Linked DNA regions of Homo sapiens: region 2 is linked to region 1. The links are chromatin contacts, found by Hi-C in ENCODE. All regions are on one chromosome and are shown on one strand. The core of a region is the stretch at or near the end of the contact, and the rest is flanking DNA. Distances in the headings are between cores, read along the strand shown. Region 1 holds the start of SLC1A3-AS1 (SLC1A3 antisense RNA 1). Region 2 overlaps CPLANE1 (ciliogenesis and planar polarity effector complex subunit 1).

Evidence for each region. Hi-C counts contacts between places; a loop is a spot of excess contacts on that map. Pooled maps may share reads with other maps.
Region 2: a map of GM12878 shows a loop between it and region 1 (2.8-fold over the local background). The contact joins the enhancer-like site here to the promoter of SLC1A3-AS1 in region 1. A Hi-C loop is called at or near these places in 1 of 168 maps with a recorded cell type or tissue (GM12878), 10 of 37 single-sample maps with no recorded cell type and 7 of 50 pooled maps.

What each region holds. Positions count from the first base shown.
Region 1 is chr5:36,723,831-36,726,530 of GRCh38, forward strand. It overlaps SLC1A3-AS1 (SLC1A3 antisense RNA 1), which reads right to left and starts at 1,358. Exons shown (of 2, transcript XR_007058736.1): 1 at 1,284-1,358. RefSeq lists enhancers at 1-45, 86-355.
Region 2 is chr5:37,196,129-37,198,765 of GRCh38, forward strand. CPLANE1 (ciliogenesis and planar polarity effector complex subunit 1) reads right to left here. Exons shown (of 53, transcript NM_001384732.1): 20 at 2,574-2,637. Among named protein-coding and RNA genes, the nearest start is that of CPLANE1-AS1, 52 kb to the right of the region's middle. Within about 2 kb of position 1,388, at least 5 of the 41 ENCODE cell types and tissues checked have a DNase peak (open chromatin) inside an H3K27ac peak, as active enhancers do.

The DNA of each region.
Region 1 (2,700 bases), core at 108-2,607:
GGGAGAGAACTAGAACTGCCAAGGGATTTGAGTGCCTGATGGATTCTGAAGACTGAAATATACATGACCCCAAAAAGCAATGTCATTTGTAAATATTTGTTAATGAGTTTAGTGAAGTGCTACATGGAGGAATGATCTAGCCAATGAGAACAATGTGCACCAGCCAGTTGGATTCTTGAAGCTGCAGAGACTTCATCTTCAGCCACAGCAGGTGGCTGAGGGCTAGAGTTACTTGGGACTTTCCCCAATGCTCTAGTTCCTTCTATCTCTTGGAAACAAGTCTGGCTCAATATGTTCAGCAGCCCCATTGATGTTGCCCAGAGGAAGTGTGGATCAGGGCTCGCTGACCCCAAGGTTAGCAGCAGAAGAGCAGGGCCTCTGCCTCCCCAGCCAGGAAGCCCACAGTCTTGGCCACATGAATGAAGGAGGTCTTGGCAGCATCTGACACACCTCGGGGTAATGATTTAGCCACCCCAAATTACCGTGTCTCCACAAAATAGTCACTTGGGGCCACACTACATTGTGGAGAGATAATGAAAGAGCTTCTATTTTTGAGCTATCTTTTCCTCATATGCGAATAATTTCACACACAAAAAAATGAGAAAACCACTTCTCTCTGTCACCTACAGAATCAGGAACAGGGATCAGATTATCTTTTAGATACCCGCCCCAAAAAGAAATAAAAATCAAGAAAACATGGGTAAATACCATGGTGGACATTTAAATGAAGCTGAGAAAGAAAGCTTTCTCTATTTAGAGAAGAATTCAAAATGGATGGCAGGAGATTTGTTGAAAATAAGGAAGAGGGAGGGAAAGGTTAGTAAATAATAGGTCAAATCTTCAGCCTAGAGGGCACTACTAAGTTTTCTTTTGTTCCCCCTTAGGTTTCCTGGTGTAGCAGTGCAGTTGCAACGTAGTTTTGTTTTTTGGGTTTCTTTAAACCTAGAGTGGTAAGAGGGACTTGGTGGCGATGGACTGCCATGGGTCGGTTCCTTAGAGGGCTCTTGAGTTTTTCCCACCTGTCTCCAACTCCAGGGCCACCACTCTAATAAAGCCACTGCCATCTCTGACCAGCTCCCCTGCTGTGGCTTTCACTCTTGCTCTCTTTACAGCCCATTCCACACAGCAGCAGCCAGCATGGCACTTCCCGTTCTGGGCCCCTCCCACTGACTGCACCCTGTGCTTGTCCTTCATAGTGTGTAAAGATCTGTATGTGGGGTGATTTGACTAACGGTTCTCTCCCCTTAAGTATAAGTAAACCTATGAGGGCAAGGACTGCTTACCTTAGCATCCTTGGTTCCTGGTAGGATGCCCATCCCATAACAGGCTGGAGCTCCTGGGTGTGTGGGAGGGAGTAGGAAGGAAGCAACAGCTGCCAATCAAAGGCCCATTTGGGCATGTGACCCTTAGCTAGCCAATCAGAATCCTTTCCAGGGTTGTAGCAGTTGAAGCTGTGAGCAGCTCAGTTGGTTGGGTTGTCTGTCTTGTCTTGGCTTGGATTCTCCCAGAAGGAGATCCTGAGTCAATGATTCGGGTGCAAGTAGATTTCTTCTGGGAGCCTTTCTTTAATAAAGCACTTGCACCTGAGTCATTGACTCAGGATCTATTTCAGGATCTCCTTCTTGAGGGAGAGGGCGAAACAGGATCCAGAAGAAGCAAAGCAATGGAGCAGGCATGGCATCAGGAAGAGGACAGGGAGGCTGCCGTAAGCCCAGCAGGCTCCCTTTCAGGCTGTTAAGGAGGGGGATGAGTACGAACATGAAGGTGGCCCAAGTAGCTCTAAGGTCCCTTCTCTCATCTCCTGTCCTTACCGGGGGCCGTAGGCTCTAGATAAAACGCTGCCCCACCACCCGCCAGGGCTTTTGTTTTGGCTCACCTTTCATCCGCCTTCTCAGACTCTGTCTGCCTTGGCTTCCCTCAGCTGAACCCAGGGAATTTGCATTTTGCTATTTTCCATCTGCACTGGGTAGCCTGGCTCCAGATGTTTGGGGCAGCAAATGCAGAAATTCCAGGCAAACGGATCTGATCATTCTCTGCTTGGCTCCACTCGCTGCATCCCAAGCACCAGATGCCTCACTGGTGTCTGCCTACCTTCCTGGGAGGCAGATCCACCGCTCATAAGATAGAGCCCAACGACAAGACCCTGTACTTATGGAGGCCTTTTATTTAACAACTCATTTCATTGAAGGAAAAATCTAGAATCTACTAAGACCTCCTGATATTTTTTAATTAACTAGAAATTGTGGATGTATCCCTCAATATTTTCATCTAAAGTGGTTGAAATGATAATGGAGGGGAAACTGTGTTTTAAAAGCGTGTTACTCCATTTCTTTCATTCACCTCCATCAATGATAATATGAGTTATCACTCTTAATATTAACCACGTGGCAGGCTTCATGCATTCTCACATACATTTCACCCTAAGGCCTGGAGAAGATAATTTCACCAAAGTCACACAGGTAGTACATGGAAAGGTGTAAATTTGAACCTGGATCTTACTGCAAACCCATACTCTTAACTGCTTCATTCAACTTTTGCCAGCAATCATTTGTCATAGACTAAATGCCAGAACCTAAGCCCAAGATTTTGCAGTATACAGAGGAGAAACTGGATGTCTTTTGAAATGCTTCAGAATGGTTTCTATAGTACATATCTGAGCAGCACTCCATGACCAAAGGATGCCAAATCCTTTGCCCCTTG
Region 2 (2,637 bases), core at 138-2,637, 470 kb after region 1:
TTTCAGAAACTTACAAATTTAATTCAGGAAAGTCACTAGCTTGTTATCTCAAAAAAAAAAAAGGTTCTAAGTAAATCATTTGTACTCTCTTGTCACAATTTTGCCTGTATAAGAAGAATTTAATGCTATTTTTCCCTGGCTTTCCTCACTGGCATAGCAAAGAAAATAAAGAAATTTAAGAATCTTAATCTTATCCCAAATAAAGCTGTGTACAGTAACTAAAACAAATACAAAAAAATTATGCCTACATACATAACTTTTAAAAAACTAATCTATAAATGGCAGAATTAGAAAGACACCATTTGGCAGCCCCTAATAATGACTCTAGGCAAGGATCATTAGTAAATGCTAACAGAGTAAAAAGCTGAGGGGTTGACGGGGATACTTGATAGAGGGTGTGACACGATCCAAACTCAATCTCCTCATCCCTAAAATTAAAATAAGCAAACACATGTGCCATGTGCGAGAGAGAAGTGCACAATACTTATGAAAGATTCATTTCTAAAAAAATTTGAGGCCAAGCGAGGTGGATCACACCTGTAATCCCAGCACTTTAGGGAGGCCGAGGTGGGCAGATCACTTGACGTCAAGTTTGAGCCCAGCCCGGCCAACATGGTGAAACTCCATCTCTACTAAAAACACAAAAATTAGTTGGGCGAGGTGGCAGGCGCCTGTAGTCCCAGGTACTCAGGAGGCTGAGGCAGGAGAATCACTTAAACCCGGGAGCCGGAGGTTGCGGTGAGCCGAGACCATGCCACTGCACCCAGCCTGGGCGACAGAGTGAGATGCTGTCTCAAAAAAGAAAAAAGGAAAAAAAAAAAGAAAATTTGAACTCCAATCTATTTAAACCTCTCTACCTCAATGAGCACAGATTAATGACCGGGTTACAGGGGTAAAAAAAGGAAAGAGAAACAAGCTAAACGACACTAAATGAAGAAACGATCAGACAAATCTAGAATATGGTGCAGGAAAAATTACCTAGTTTTTTTTTTAACAAACCAAGAATAAAAAGAGGGGAGCTTCTACAGATAACAGGCTGATTTAAATATATTTGGAGATGATAAAATTTATTTCCACGTTTCAGGAAAGGGCTCTAAGAGACATAAACCTGGGAAGGAAGCATTAACAGCAGGCTTGCAATTGATTTTCTCCTGCTAGTGTCACTTCCAGAAAGACACAATCTAATCAAATCTCCTGGGAAGCATGCTAATGACAGACTTCTTGTCAAATACATTAATGGCATTTACTACCAGGATGGTACTAAGAGGTAGAGAGAGAGAGAGCCAGCAAAGAAATGGGGGACCACAGTTCTACAGCCACATGCAACTGAATTCTACCAACAATCTGAATGCACCTGGAAACGGATGTTCCCCTAGTGCCTCTAGAAAGGAATGTAGCCCCGCTGCCACCTTGATTGGCCTTGTGAGACTCTAAGCAGAGACCTAGCTGAACCACCCTGTGGTGGTTCTGATGCACAGAACCTGTGGGATATTAAATGGCTGCTATTTTAAGCTGCTAAATTTGTGTTAATTTGGTAGGGTAGTAATAGAAAACTAATATGGCTCAGAATCTTTGTTTCAGCACCATTTTTTAATTGAGCTATAACTCACATATCATCAAAGTCATCTTTTAAAAGTGTACAATTAGTGGTTTTTAGTATATTCACAAAGTTAGGCAACCATCATCACTGTCTAATTCCAGGTCATTTTCATCACCCCAAAAAGAAAAACAAAAGTAGTCACTGTCCACTTCCTCCTCTCCCTAACCCCGGCAACCAACCACTAGTTACTTTCAGTTTCCATTGTGTTTCAAAAATACTTTTAGATAACTTATCAAAGTTATCTAAAAGTCTCTCCAAAGGTTCCTACTAAAAATAATTATATTGTTTTAATTAGGCTGAATTAATTTAATTTTACTTAGGCTGAATTAAAAATATTTGGAGATGATGAAATTTATTTCCACATTTCCAAGAGAGACAGCAGGCATATAAAGGATTTTCAGCTAGATAAAAAGACCTACCAGGTGTCCTATCTGGCTAGATATCTGATAAGAATGAAGCGACAGCTCAGCTGAAGTCAATATAGAAGGGGATGAACACCTGGGAATCAAACTGAATTGCACATCTCAGAAAATAGCAAGGGGGAGACCCTGACTAGTGGAGGCTACCGGATGGAAACAGACGAGAATGAACTATAACTTTCCATTCTCTGAACCCACAGAAGGCCCCACAGAACACAGACAACACCTCAAGGAGAACTGGGAGAAAGCCCTGGACTGAGTTTCAATCTTTAATGACAGGGGAGTTGGAAAAAAAAAAAACTGTAATTGCCTGGAATTAATGGACTAGATTACACTATCTTTTGCTAGACATGGTGGAACTAACCTAGAGACCCTGTTCAGAGTCCTCACCTTTCAACAGGAAGAATCTGGTCTGTTTGTTTATGAATAAATCTGAAATTTGTGGATTTATAGGGCAGGACTCCTTGGGAAAATATAACAATTATAAAAACAATAATATAAATATGAGTAATTTCAGTTAACACAGCATGTAAATGACTAAGATATTTCCATACCTTCTGCATGACTTTTCTTGCCCACCTCAACTGCAATATATACCACTGTGCTACAGGAAAAGAA